5 separate regions of the Homo sapiens genome follow, and all the other regions are linked to region 1. A link is a contact called in ENCODE Hi-C or POLR2A ChIA-PET data. All regions are on one chromosome and are shown on one strand. The core of a region is the stretch at or near the end of the contact, and the rest is flanking DNA. Distances in the headings are between cores, read along the strand shown. Region 1 has its middle 52 kb from the start of TLR10. Region 2 overlaps TBC1D1 (TBC1 domain family member 1). Region 3 overlaps TBC1D1 (TBC1 domain family member 1). Region 4 overlaps TBC1D1 (TBC1 domain family member 1). Region 5 has its middle 160 kb from the start of LINC02513.

What was found. Hi-C counts contacts between places; a loop is a spot of excess contacts on that map. ChIA-PET counts read pairs that join two places held with the same protein, here RNA polymerase II (POLR2A). Pooled maps may share reads with other maps.
Region 2: a loop to region 1 is called in a map of astrocyte of the cerebellum, with 6 times the contacts of the local background. The contact joins two enhancer-like sites. A Hi-C loop is called at or near these places in 2 of 168 maps with a recorded cell type or tissue (GM11168 and astrocyte of the cerebellum) and 5 of 50 pooled maps. POLR2A ChIA-PET finds 5 or more read pairs at or near these places in 4 of 52 experiments (GM12878, H1, activated B cell and 1 more).
Region 3: a map of GM12878 shows a loop between it and region 1 (4-fold over the local background). The contact joins two enhancer-like sites. A Hi-C loop is called at or near these places in 4 of 168 maps with a recorded cell type or tissue (CD4-positive, alpha-beta memory T cell, GM12878, naive thymus-derived CD4-positive, alpha-beta T cell and 1 more), 32 of 37 single-sample maps with no recorded cell type and 15 of 50 pooled maps. POLR2A ChIA-PET finds 5 or more read pairs at or near these places in 1 of 52 experiments (naive thymus-derived CD8-positive, alpha-beta T cell).
Region 4: a loop to region 1 is called in a pooled map, with 5 times the contacts of the local background. The contact joins two enhancer-like sites. A Hi-C loop is called at or near these places in 6 of 50 pooled maps. POLR2A ChIA-PET finds 5 or more read pairs at or near these places in 3 of 52 experiments (CD4-positive, alpha-beta T cell, Caco-2 and WTC11).
Region 5: a loop to region 1 is called in a map of right lobe of liver, with 3 times the contacts of the local background. The contact joins two enhancer-like sites. A Hi-C loop is called at or near these places in 2 of 168 maps with a recorded cell type or tissue (pancreas and right lobe of liver) and 1 of 50 pooled maps. POLR2A ChIA-PET finds 5 or more read pairs at or near these places in 1 of 52 experiments (naive thymus-derived CD4-positive, alpha-beta T cell).

What each region holds. Positions count from the first base shown.
Region 1 is chr4:38,729,894-38,732,593 of GRCh38, forward strand. No RefSeq gene overlaps it. Among named protein-coding and RNA genes, the nearest start is that of TLR10, 52 kb to the right of the region's middle. RefSeq lists an enhancer at 953-1,322. Within about 2 kb of position 1,283, at least 4 of the 41 ENCODE cell types and tissues checked have a DNase peak (open chromatin) inside an H3K27ac peak, as active enhancers do; they include GM12878, where a contact is called at or near this core.
Region 2 is chr4:38,090,511-38,093,210 of GRCh38, forward strand. The region is part of intron 15 of TBC1D1 (TBC1 domain family member 1); the gene reads left to right. Among named protein-coding and RNA genes, the nearest start is that of PTTG2, 130 kb to the left of the region's middle. RefSeq lists an enhancer at 2,681-2,700. Within about 2 kb of position 1,266, at least 2 of the 41 ENCODE cell types and tissues checked have a DNase peak (open chromatin) inside an H3K27ac peak, as active enhancers do.
Region 3 is chr4:38,127,950-38,130,649 of GRCh38, forward strand. All of the region lies in intron 20 of TBC1D1 (TBC1 domain family member 1), which reads left to right. Among named protein-coding and RNA genes, the nearest start is that of PTTG2, 170 kb to the left of the region's middle. RefSeq lists enhancers at 204-1,057, 778-937, 1,018-1,437, 1,058-1,910. Within about 2 kb of position 1,347, at least 13 of the 41 ENCODE cell types and tissues checked have a DNase peak (open chromatin) inside an H3K27ac peak, as active enhancers do; they include GM12878, where a contact is called at or near this core.
Region 4 is chr4:38,034,077-38,036,776 of GRCh38, forward strand. It overlaps TBC1D1 (TBC1 domain family member 1), which reads left to right. Exons shown (of 22, transcript NM_001396959.1): 8 at 1,512-1,622. Among named protein-coding and RNA genes, the nearest start is that of PTTG2, 75 kb to the left of the region's middle. Within about 2 kb of position 1,360, at least 2 of the 41 ENCODE cell types and tissues checked have a DNase peak (open chromatin) inside an H3K27ac peak, as active enhancers do.
Region 5 is chr4:38,202,421-38,205,120 of GRCh38, forward strand. No RefSeq gene overlaps it. Among named protein-coding and RNA genes, the nearest start is that of LINC02513, 160 kb to the right of the region's middle. Within about 2 kb of position 1,408, at least 4 of the 41 ENCODE cell types and tissues checked have a DNase peak (open chromatin) inside an H3K27ac peak, as active enhancers do.

The DNA of each region.
Region 1 (2,700 bases), core at 33-2,532:
AACAACAGAAATTCATTTCTGACAGTTCCAGAGGCTGGAACTCCAAAATCAAGGCACAGGCAGAGCTGGCATCTGGCGAGGTTCTGCCCTCTAGTTCATAGATGGTGCCTTCTCACCATGTCCTCCCAAGGTGGAAGGGGTGGGAGGTCTCTCTTGGGCATCTTTGATGAGGGCACTCTTCCCATTCAGGAGGCCTCTGCCTTCATGACCTAATCACCTCCCAAAGACCCAGCTCCCAGTACCATCACCTTAGGGGGTAGGATTTCAACATATGGATTTTAGGGAAACACAAACATTCAGACCATAGCAGAGGGGATGAGAGACCCCTGAAGCCTGCTAAGGCTCCTGAGAGCAGCTGACAAATGTATAGGATTTTGAAGAAACTTTTAAAGTCCCAGGGCAATCAACTTTGTTCCTGCTCTGAGTCTGAGAGGTCCCCATTCAAAGTTAGCCCCCTCATTCAGTCTTTTTTTTTTTTTTCTTAAATTTTGAGACAGGATCTTACCCAGGCTAGAGTGCAGTGGCACAATCACGGCTCACGGCAGCCTCCACCTCCCAGACTCAAGGGATCCTCCCACCTCAGCCTCCTGAGTAGCTGAGACTACAGGTACACGCCACCGTGCTTGGCTAATTTTTGTATTTTTTGTAGTGACAGGGTTTTGCCATGTAGCCCAGGCTGGTGTGGAACTCCTGGGCTCAAGCAGTCCACCCACTTTGACTTCCCAAAATGCTGGGATTACAGGCCTGAGCCCCTAACTCAGTCTTTATTGCACAGCATTAAAAGGGTGGAAGGAGCGCTTCACAGAGCCATTCTCCTCCTCCCACCACCATGAGAGGTACAAATTCTACCAAACCTCGTCTCCTGTCTGCCTCTGGTGCAGGTTGAGGTTTGGCCTTCAGGGATTGCTCCTCTGAGCTAATTTCTTGCAAAGGATGTGACAAAGGTCACTAGAGAGAAAACACCTCAGCACGTGTTCCATAGGCCAATGCGGTGAGTTCAGCACAGCCCCATCAGCACGCAGACCATGTGAGAGGACTCATGCATGGGAGGCCACCCACGAACAGGGCTATTTTAATAGAATGTCTTCGGGTGTGGTGAGAAAAACCCCGGCTTGGAGTGTTTGTGGTTCATCTGGAATCAGGCAGCGCTGTTATAAGCTTGGGGCCTATACAGGCTTCCTGGGTTTCTGCTTATTGATACACATTGTAGGTCCTCCAAGAACGGTCCTGAATCATTCCCTTGGTTATGTCCATGTACCGGATCATTCCTTTGATTAGTACACTGTAAATACTTCAAGAATGCTAGAGAAAGTTTTGAGATCAGAGCCTTTCCCACAAAAGGTCAGGAGTTCCAGTTCTCAATAAGCCGAGGTATCTGTGGTTAGAGGAGTCCAGAAAATGCGGGCTGTGTGCGCCCCCTGCTGGAGAGGGAGGCCCAGGCACGCGGAGCTTCTAGTTCAGGGCCGGGGTCCTCTTGAGGGTTCTCGGAGCACCTTCTCGCGGCTCAGAGGGTTCTTCTTCCTGTCCTTCCAGGGCGGCCTTGCGTGAGAGCAGGACTGCTAAGGGTAATGTGGCAATCTAGAGCCAGATTGCCGGGGTTCGAATCCTGCTTCTGCAACTGCTCTGTAACTTTTGGCAGGTCATTAAACCTCTCTGTGCCTCACCTTCCTCATCTGTAAAGTTGGGATGATCATATTAGAGCCTACCTCAGAGAGTACTTATGAGACATAAACGAGATAACATCTCAAACACTGAGGCACAAACAAAGCAAATGTCAAAACACTTAGAATGGTGCCTGGCACATAGGGAGTGTTATGTGTTAATTATATATTAATTATTGCTATTATTAATATCATCATCATAATTCTCTTGGTTATTAATAAAATCTAAGAGAAAGCTTTTCTCCTCTCTCTCAACCCTAAGGGTCACTTTCACGGGCATCAGAAATTCTAACAATCCCAGAGCCAGGATTACAGGCATGAGCCACCGCACTAGGCTCATTATTCTAGATACTAAGAGGAGGGAAGAAACTGCTAACTCTATTCCAATAAAAACATCTTCTTCAAAGAAAAAAGGTAAGCCAAGCACAGTGGCCATGCCCGTAATCCTGGCACTTTGGGAAGCTAAGGTGGGAGATCACTTGAGGCCAGAAGTTTGAGACCAGCCTAGGCAACCTAGCAAGACTCCCCCTCTACAAAAAAATTTAAAAATTGACACATGCCTGTGGTCCCCGCTACTTGAGAGGCTGAGGTATGAAGATCATTTGAACCCATGAGTTTGCAGCTACAGTGAGCTGTGATTGCACCACTGCACTGCAGCTTGGGCAACAGAGTGAAACACTGTCTCTAATTAATTAATTAATTAATTAATTAATTAATTTTTAATTAAAAAGAAAAAGAAAAAAGAATAACTTTCATATCAGCCAGGCACTTCCAAAGTTGTTGGGCTTGTTGGTTGTCTCTGATAGCAAAATAATCTATAGACTGCCTTTTATTTCTGCTTTTGGGAAAATTTAATAAAGTTTGGTTTCTGAGGTAGTACCCTCAATTTAACAATTTGTTTTCTTGAAAATTTGAAGATTATATATATGTCTCTTCACGTGTATGCATATGCCTTATGTATATACACACATATGTGTATTTGTGCAAACATGTATACATCCATATTCCATTTTAGGCATTAGGCATATGCTTACAAAGA
Region 2 (2,700 bases), core at 16-2,515, 640 kb before region 1:
GTCATTAACATACGTAACTTCACTCTGTGTGCTTTTTCAGTGATTTGCAAGTAATCTGAAAAAAAAGAATTAGCTGAGTTCTACCTGTACTGATATCAATAGTGTCAAAATATGACATGAACTTTGAAAGTTTAGATTTTGTTCATTTCCTGTTTCCATGCTGACACTGGAACCAATTAATGTTATCTTCAAAGTAGCTTAAGATGCAAAGTTTACATACTCTTTGGAAAGAGCATGAGTCTTAGGGTATCTAGAGAACTGCCCGGTGATAAAGTAGTGAAGATTTTGAGCAGGAAGTCTGCATAATCTCTTTCAAAGGGAAGATGTAGCAGATGGTTCAGTCACCCTGCCATTGCCCCAGAACAATTTTGGAATTACAGTACATTTCATTCAGCATCATTCTTGATTGCAAATTTTGATCTTTTAAAATGACCTTGATGCTTGTATAGAGCTAAAAAGTCATTAAGACACCAACTCTGAGGAATAAGCTCCTGAGAATGTGTTGCATCTGTGAGTTTCAGTTGCATAGCTAGTGTCATAGCGAGTGGATAGACGTTCTCTGTGCATGTCCCTACAATGCTTGTGAGTTATGACAACACTGTGTACGAGCAACATAGTTTCTGCAGTTGAAAAGTACGAATTCATAGAATGTAAAGAGATAGTGTCTATATCTTTTGACTGAAAACAGAAAATGAGATATAAAGGAATAAGACCTTTCGACATGAAAGTAACCCCACAGTTGGAATAGGCTAGTAAGCTTTCCAACATGCAGTTTTGAAGCTGAGAAAGACGGGTCCTCTCATCAGGGTGCTGTGGAAGATGATAGCACACTGGGGGGCGTTTAGAGCAGGTGAGTGCTGTTTTCTTCCAACCCAGTTTTTCTGCCACTTTCTTATGTTTTTGTGAAGGTAATTTTAAAAGCAGATGTCTAAAAGATGTTTGGTAGTGATGGCATTACTGCATGTGTCATCAGTTAAATGACAGCTCGGGAGCACAGCAGTTATGTTCGTGTGTATCTTGGGATTTTTGTTGAAGAGGAAAAAGGCAGTTATGTTCATCATGTAGGTCAAACTTTAATGCCAATACTGGCCAATATTCTTGCAAATGACAGCCATGTAAAATCAGGGCATAGCTATAAAATGGGAACGGTGCTCACAGCTGGCTTCTTTGTGGTGAGGACAGCTATAATTGGTGAGGCAAAACCAGTGTGCCACAAAAGCAGAATACATTCTGCTGTGCAAGCAATGACCAGACAGACTAGAATGAAAAGGCAAGAGTTTCCTAAGGTTACCTGGAACCCCTTGCCAGGTGTTGCATTAAGTTTACTGGCCCTTGCCAACATTCTTCTAATGCTTCCTCATTTCATCTGGCTTCTTGGCAGTGTTCAGTTTTTGTGGTCTTTTATTTTTACTGTTTGACTTCATTTCTCTTCTTAGCTCTGTAAAGTTCCACATGTGTTTATCTTTGTGGTGAAAACACAATAAACTTGCTTAATATAATGTTGGAAGTATTAATCCATTGTATTAGTGTGTACAGGACCTGGATTGCTGATAAAAAAATAACTAGCAATAACAGCCTGATTGCTTAAAAATATTTAGTAAGTTTTGTCGGGGTGGATTGGGGCAGGGCAGAACTTTTACATTAAATATAGATGCAAGATTTGATAAGAATCAGCCAGAGTGTACAGTAAGTATTCACTTAATGTTGCCAATAGGTTCATGGAAACTGCGAATTTAAGCAAAATGATGTATAATGAAACAAATTTTACTAAGGGTTTATTGATAAAAACAAGAGTTAAGTTCCTATGGCATATTTCTGGGCACAAAAACATCACCAAACTTCTAAATAAAGACCCAAGACACTTCTAATATTAAATATTGATGTAAACGTGAGATATGCAAACATTTAAGCAAGATTAATACAAATATGATAATTATTGGCTTGGCACAGTGGCTCACTCCTGTAATCCCAGCACTTTGGGAGGCTGAGACAGGGAGATCACCTGAGGTCAGGGGTTCGAGACCAGCCTGGCCAATGTGGTGAAACCCTGTCTCTACTATAATTACAAAAAAAAATTAGCCAGGTGTGGTTGTGCACACCTGTAATCCCAGCTACTTGGAAGAGTGAGGCAGGAGAATCGCTTGAACCCAGGAGACGAAGGTTGCAGTGAGCCAAGATGGTGCCACTGCACTCCAGCCTGGGCAACACAGTGAGACTCCATCTTAAAAAAAAAAAAAAAAAGAAAGAAGTAATTATTTTTCCACTTATTCCACTTCAGGGTCTCAGGGGGCCAGAACCTATCCCTACAGCTTGGGATGCAAGGCAGGAACCAGCCCTGGACCGAATGCCATTCCATCTTGGGGTGACTCACACACACACTCAGACTGGGACCATGTAGACATACTGATTAACCTAATGTGCACATCTTTGAGATGTGGGAGGAAACTGGAGCACTTGGAGAAAACCCACACAGACATGAAGAGAACACAAACTCCACACAGATAATGGCCCCGGGCTAAGAATCCATTTTTTTCTTGTCAACATTATAAGAAAGCGACATTGAGCATAAAGACATTATTTGAGGACCTGCTGTACTATGTACTTAGAGAGATAGGCATTCTATCTTGAGTTCCTTTTTTTTCTCCCTTCTTGAAGGAAGGTTAAATTGCATCTGAGATGGCTCTTGAAATTGATCAGGGG
Region 3 (2,700 bases), core at 97-2,596, 600 kb before region 1:
GCTACTCACCTCGGCCTTTGCAGCACAAACAATCCATGACAGCATGTAAGGGGATGATGGGTCATGTTGCAAAAATCTTTATTTTAAAAACTGTGCAGCGTGATGGGCTTGGTCCACAGGTGGTGGTTTGCTGATCCCTGAACTAAAGGATCACAGCATGTGAGAAGGTACAGGAATGAGAGCAGAGAGCAATTCTCAGAACCTGAGGTGTTCAACATTTTGGGGGTATCGGGAGCACAAAAATTTGCATTTAGGGCCCGGGTTTTTATCAGTGGTCCTTATAGAAAGTAGATCTACCCGCATCTCTCCCCTCTTTCCCTCTGGTGTTTCTATCTGAACTTGACATCTGAGTGTTCTCTGTCAGGCTTTCTGCTTTCCTACTGCCCCCTCCCATCCAGAGGGTGCTGTAGTCTTAAGTTCTACACAGAAAGCAGACATGGGGTCCAGCATGATTCCTCTGCAGCCTTAGAGATCCCCCAGGCCCAAATCTTGGGGGTCTTCAGAGTAGATGTAATGGATGCTTCCATTGCAGATGGTGGAGCATACTGCCCTGTGTACAGATGGGGTGGGGCAGGAAGTGAGGGCATCTGGGTGGTCCTCTGTGATAGCTGTGGTTCCATTTCATTAAATGCCTTCCCTGTATAGATAGTCTCAGCCTGAGCAACTGGGACACAGCTGGATCCTGGGTGGAAGAGGTGGCCAAGGACAGGGCTCTGGAGCTCTGGCTCAATGTGGACAGGCTGAAAGCAGCCAGAGAGGGCAATTCCAAAGGTGACAGAGCCCAGGACAGAAGACCAAGGGTGTCTGAAGCCTTTGTGGCAGTGTACTTACCAAAGGACCTGTCCATTGAATAAACCATCTACATCTTCTGACCCAAGAAGAATGGAAACTTTGGGAATAATTAGTAACAAAGGAAAGGAGGTCAGTGTTGTATTCTTGTCACAGTGGGTGCTCTGTGGCTGTGAAGTCTCAGCTCAGTTTAAGGAAGAAAAAGAGGAAGGGTGGCTGTGGGAGGCAGGGCAAATAGCCTATTTTCAGCATCCTTTAGGCTCCACTCAGAGCATGGCCTCAGCCCAGCATTGTCATCATATCATGTCAGAGCTTGTTAGAAACTCAGCATCTGGGGCCACACCCGAGACCTGCTGAATCAGAATCTGCATTTCAGTGAGATCACCAGGGGATTCACATACACACAAACAGCTGAGAAACCCTGCTGTGGGCAACTCTGTTAGAAACACAATGAACAAAGGAGCCCCTGTTCCAGTTGAGCTTGTAGGTTAGAAACCAGGGTTCCTGTATTCAGAAGACACACCTCAAATCAGGGGCAAAGGTGCCTCTTCTGCCTGTGGGGGAGCCGTCACTTCTTGGGCAGTTTGCACCGTGGAAAAGGAGTAGTTTTGTACGAGGACAACTGGTGCCATACCAGGAGGGTGGGGCGTGGCGGGGAGAAGTGGTTTACCACTGGCGTTGTTGAAAATTGCTCACATGCAGTGGTAATAACAAGCAGAGGGACTTTTAGTGGGTTTGATGTTTTTTGTAATTCACTACAGATAGTGTGTGCCCCCTTGTTGCTGATACCAGGCCGACTGTTCCCACTCTCCAGCCCTTGGTATGACAATGGGACCAGCAGATTGGAGGGCAGGGGGTTAGGAAGGCGGAAGCTCTGTGGCGAGTTCTGCAAACCATCAGGGTTCATGACTTTATTAATCAGTGTCCATGGACTGTGAAGAGAAATGCTGAGTCTACAATAGCAAATGAGCCAAGAACATAAACAGACAATTCACCGAAGAGGAGATATCTAGTAAACAAATATCTGGGAAAGTATTTGGCTTCATGTGTAATTTAAACTTATGTAACATATAATGCTTTACTCTACTAGATAATAGAAAGACATTTCTTGATGCCAGTACCCAGCACCAAGGGTATACTGTATGCAGAACATTAGCATGTTGCTGATGGCAGTGCACATTGATTAGTGGCTGTTGGGAGACAATTTGGCGAAACATATCCCAAGCCAGTAAAATATTCATACCCTTTGACTCAGTCATCCCGTTTCTTGGAATGTATCCTCAGGAAATAATCCAAAATATGAGGGAAGCCATATGTATAAGGTTATTCTCCTAGACTTGTCACTTATAATAACAGAAACTTGGAACTAGATGTCTAACACTTGATGACTGGATTAATATGATGATGGTAGGTTGAGCTGGTAGAATATCATGAAGCCAGTTATATATAGCGACATGAAAAAGCTCTTATTTGATACAATGTTAAGTAAAGGAAAAGTGGGATAGGAAATTTTATGTTGGTTATGTTTAGAACTAGAAAAACATGCTTTTAGGAAATAGGAAATATAGCTAGATATAAAAGTTGTATTTGGTGATTTTTCTTTTATTTTTCAAGCTTCCAATAATGTAGCTCTATTGCTTCAGTAACTTAAAATAGTTTTATCTTTTCGGCAAAACATCGAAAGTATGGAAATAGTCATTCCTACTTTGGCAAACAGAAGAGAAATTTTCTTCAGTACCAAAATTCTGGAACTTGACTGAAAACTATGAAGAACCTAAGAGCCAGGATGACAGGAAGGCTCTAGATCCCCAGTAATTACAACTCTAGTGGAATTGCTCTGAGATGGGCCAGCAAGAAAGAAGATGAGAGCCAGTCCCCCTTGCAGAGGGGCCAGGTACCTTGCAGCTTTGT
Region 4 (2,700 bases), core at 110-2,609, 700 kb before region 1:
GGCCTGTTTTCCAAAGTGGCTGTACTGTTTTGCATCCCCGCCAACCATAAATGGGAGTTCTTGTTGTTTTGTGGACATTTGGGCTCAGTGTACCCATAACCCTTTGATCTAGCAGTGTTAAGTTGGGATTGTGGCATTACTGCCACTTTCCTTTTTGAGAATCTAATGCCCACTTTCTCCAGAGAAATCCACTTTTTGCATATAACTTGTAAAATTTTGTAATATTGGGGTTCACAGCCTGGAGTCCAGGTTGAGAGTGTCTGCTGTAGCCTCCAAAATATTTAATATTTCAGTCCGAAATTTGAAAGAACAGGAAGGCCTCAATGAAAACAAACCCTTCTAATCATTAACTATCCTTTCCTTAAGTAACAAGAACAACTTACCTTTAATCTTTTTCGTTAAGAAAGGACTGGGTTTCTTTAAGAAAGGACTGTCAGAAAGTCTGGGTTAGTGTTACCTTTGCTTTGAATGCTTATTATGTGCAGGGTAAAGTTGCTTCCTTAGTTAGCTGGGGAAGAAGTGACCAAGAGTGGTGTTGACCCAGATTCAGATCCTTGTGTAGTTGATCCATTTATGTCACTGAATTTGTTTTAAAGAACAGTCTGGAAATTTGGAGTAGGGAGAGGGGAGGAACAGGCAATGGATACTTGTCAACATAAAAAAAGATGTATTTTCAAAATTTATAGACTAAAAACTTTGTGTATCCCAAAACAATTCATTTTACTTTCTTCATATATGATAAAATCATACATTAAATTAGGTGGACTTTAAAAAAATTCACTCTGGCATTTCAAATCCAAAGCATTTGGGAGCAGGAGGAGACCATAGAGTTTCCTCTGTGCACCATCCTCACTTCAGCAGACAGGGAAGCTAGAATTAAGGGGCTTGGCTTCACACTTCTCGGCAGCAGCCGGAACCTACATGTCCTGACTTCTGGTCCAGTGTGCTGTGCCACGACCCTGTCTAAAAGTTAAAAGGCATAGAGAGAATTTTTTTTTTAAAGAAAGAAGAAAGAAATGTACATGCCATGAAGTTTTGTATGGAAGGGGGTGCCCCATGGGGATTCCACAGAGTGCTTCACGGTGAACACATTCGACATAGGAAATTATGACACTGAATCCCGTTGCTGTTTTCCTTGCCCGTTCCCTAAGAGTTTGTCAATGTTTGGTCATCATGGCCCCTGACCTTTGGGTATTTATATGGATTTTGTGTTTTTCCTCTTGTTTTAAAAACTATTTATTTGTTAAACATTTTGACTGTGTCTCTATCTGATATTAAAGATTCATTTTTAGATGGGAGGACATCAGAGATGAAAAGCTAAATCTGGCCCACTGGCTCCACTGTTCCTTTTTAAAAATTCTCTCTACTTTTAGGATCATTGGTGCCCCCTGGTGAGATGATTGAGTAAAAGCACTAGTTTAGTGGATGGAAGCTGTTAGCATTTAAAAAGACGGCTTAGCAATATTGTTGACGATTAAAAATAAATCCTGTTTCTGATTTTTGTTTTAAAGAAATTGAGACCGAGAAATGAGCAGCGAGAGAATGAATTGATTATTTCTTTTCTGAGATGTTTATATGAAGAGAAACAGAAAGAACACATCCATATTGGGGAGATGAAGCAGGTATGGCATTTTTGTCTCTTGTAATTGTTGCCAAGTCTCTGCCAAGTCTCTGTATAAACAACGTTTTGAGGATTTTCTGAAACTCTGATACCTTTTTTTCTCCCTATGTTTTATTTTCCTTTGTTGCACATAGAGGGGAAATTTGGGAGTGTTAGACTATGTATGCTTGAGAAGATAAGAAAAGTTTCTGCCTGCACCATAGTGGAGGCAGAACAGTTGCTCTAATAAGAGGACTGGCTTAGAGCAGCAAGAATTGAGTGTAAGAGTGGATGCCACCAAGATGAGCTGCTTGGCTTGCAGGGAGCTGGTTTGTCACCTCGCCTTTCTTCTTTGTAAACCTGGAAGGACATTGCATGGCTGCCTTTGGAATTACAAAAAGTACCTGAACGTCCTTTGTGATATAAATGCTAGGTCACAAATCAGATACAATGTTGGCAAGCCTGACTTATGTGCTATTCAGGTTAGAACTTGGATTAATTCCATTTTGCATGGTGGAAATACAGAGTCTCCCTCCCCTCCTCCACTGTCTACAGCCTTATTTAGCTTTTCTCTTTGTGGGGTCTCAAGGCAGAAGCTGGGGCTCTCTGCAGATCTCTCCCTTGGAAGATCTTCAGGTTTGGGAGTCCCTATGTTACATGGTACCACAGACCATTTCCTTTGTCTTTTGGACTCCATGTGAGTCCATTCATAATGAACCATTAATAGCTTCAAAACATACACATTTTATATTTGCTAAAGTTACCTGTTGGCCAGAAATCTAGAGAAAAATCAGTGAAGGATGTACAAGTTTCTCAGTTTCCCAAAAGTATGTTCCCTTTTTCTTTTTGAACACTCCCCACGTACGTGTTCCAAAGACACTTGTGTGCTCAGTGGTGTGCCCTGTCCTACGGCAGCCTTTGCGTCTGGACCCTAAACCAAGTGTGCAGTTTTCATGGGGTGTACACTTAGCAAATCTCCACATAAGGTTTCTACCTTCTAGGTGGCTTTGGCAGTCACGTGCCTTCCCTGAACACTTGGGCTGGTGTACAGTGTCAGCCACGGTTTCTAATCTCATTGGCCAGCCATGAGGTCCTTTAGC
Region 5 (2,700 bases), core at 158-2,657, 530 kb before region 1:
AGGTGGTTACGTGCTGTAAAGAAATCCTAACTTGTTACAGTGTTAAAAACAAGAAGAGCTACTCTGGGTAAGTGTGGAGCAAGGAGGATTAAAGAGGAACATTTCTCTCATTTGGAAAATGGGAGGTGTCATTGCTTCCATGAGACCTTCCCTGATCATCAGCCTGTCCTGCACTCTATACTCTGTCATTCTCTAGCCATATCACCCTTTTGAATGTATTTCACAATGTTCATTGCTATGTGGAATTATCTAGTTTACTATTGCCTTATTCATTACCTACTTTGAACTCTTCTAGAATGTAAGCTCCATGAGAGGGGTGACTTCACTTGCCTTATTAACCACCAGATTCTTGGGACCTAGAACAGTGCCTGGTGTGTGCCAGGTGCCACATAAATGTGAATGAATGAACAGAAAAGTCTGAGACAAAGCCAAATGCCTCAACCCCTATGAACTCTATTCACTCTGTCTGTTCTGTAAAGATCTGGAGATGAGGCTCTCCAAATTGCACAAAGGATAATAAGCTTATCAAGAAAAGGAAAGAGCAGCTCATTTTTCTTGGGAGCCTTTGCTCCCAAGCCCATGGGTTCCAAAACCCATGCTCTTACCCTTAAATTGAAGCTTGGTGGAAACTGGAGTAAAAGGGAAATGAGCCCATTAAGCTTTAAATAAACTTAAATCTCTAAGCAGTGGACAAGGTAAGTATAAATTCTTATCACAAGGATGCCACTTAAAACCCTTCCAAAAATCTGTGGTGTGCAGCAATAAACACTTATTTCTTGTTCATATGTTTGTGGGCTGACTGGGGTTTGGCTGATCTTGGCTGAGCTCTGCCGGGCATGGCTCTAGGCTGTGGATTGGGTCGAGGTCTGCTCTAGGAGTCTTTTATTATTCTGGTACCAGTGGGCGTTCCGGGGCATGTTCTTCTCTTGGCAATGCCAGAAGCACATATGAGATGAATGGAAATACACAATACATAAGGCCTGTGTGTATTATGGGCACATTGTTTCTTCTGCCCACATTTCATTGGCTGAATCAAGTCACAAGCCACTCAAGCCCAAAACCAGTGGGATGGGCTGTACACTCCATCTCTAGCAAGGTCCCATGAGAACTGCAAAGTCCCATGGCAAAGGGTGTTGATCCTGGCAGCAGTGAACAATTGGGAATAATGATGCACTTGACCATAGGAATATATGTGGAGCATGCATGGTATTCAGGGACTAGGCCTTATGCTGTACATGCACCATCTCATTGAAGCCTCACAGCAATCCTATGAAGTAGATTATTATTATTCCTATTATTCAATGAGAGAGTTTAGGCTCAAAGCAGTTCATGACTCAAGGTCCCACTGAAATAAATGGACTATCAGGGGCATGTGCCCAGGTCTGCCTGGCAGGAACGCTCATGTTCTTAACCCTGACTCAACTCTGCTGAAAGAACTGGCTGTGATGAAAGAAAAGCTGCCAGTAATTTTTCAAAAGCTGTAGGTGATAGGGAAGGCATCGGAAGACCAGATACACGCAAATGGATGCATTTTTCAAGGGGTGGGAGAAAGTGAACTTCTGAAATGAGATAAGCTTGAGTTTTGTGTGTCAAGGATGGTTGCTTTATCAAGAAAAACAAAAAAACAAAAAACAAAACAAAACAAAACAAAAACCAAACTCTAGAGAAAAAGCCACCATCTCTGTGGCTGGGCTAATGAATCAGGCTGGACACTAGAACTGTAGTAGACTAGTGGAATTCATCTGAACTTCATGTTAATCCCTCAGCTTGGATGGATATATTCAGCTACTCCATCTACTCCCAGTCTTGGTTCCATATCCTTGTGGTGGTGCTATTCTTTAATGCCTTAATTCTCAACTTGCCTATAGCTTAATCCTACTGCCTTAATTCTCAACTTGCCTATACCCTGGGCCTTTGATTTGAGTCCCCTCACTGATAGCTTGGGGTCTCCCTAAATGAATGTCTGTAGATTTCTGCTGCTCACCCATACTGTCCTGTATATGATTCTCAGACAAAGCCTGGCACCTGACTCCCTGCTCTCCTCACCAAGCTGGCACGCCATCAGGACTCCTGTGTCCTCTCACCCTGAGGAGGGATACTCCCCCAGGAACATTCTAGAACACATTTAGAACAAGTGACTCATGGGCAGTGCTAACGGTAATCTGGAGGGTAGCATGAGCTCAGTGAGGGCGAACATGGCTCCGCAAACCTGATTTCCGTTGTTAGAAAATTGGACTGCCAGATCAAGGGGCGGTCATGAGGTTAGAATTTCAGATTTCATCAAGGGATTTGACAGACCCTTTCATGATCTCTTTTCGAAGAAGACTGAGAAACATTGGCTGATTTAGGACAAATAGATTAGTGCTGGCTGGTTAAAAAATTATGCTGTCATTAATCAGATGTGCTGATTAATGACAGCCAGAGGGAGGCAGCTGGTGTTGAACAATAGACCTTTGTCCTCAGCCAGGTCCTGTCCGGGGTTCTCACTCTCGCTCTCTCTATAGCCACCCCATCTCTCTTTGAACAACTTGGATGAAGACACAAGAGGCTGCTTTATAAAACTGATGGCAGGCATAAACAAAGGAGGAGTAGCTAGTATAAAAATGAGAAGGTCAAGATTAAAATAATAATAATATCTATAACACCTTACAAAGCCTTTCTCTAGAGAATGATGTTATCTAAGTCTCTAAACAACTCTGT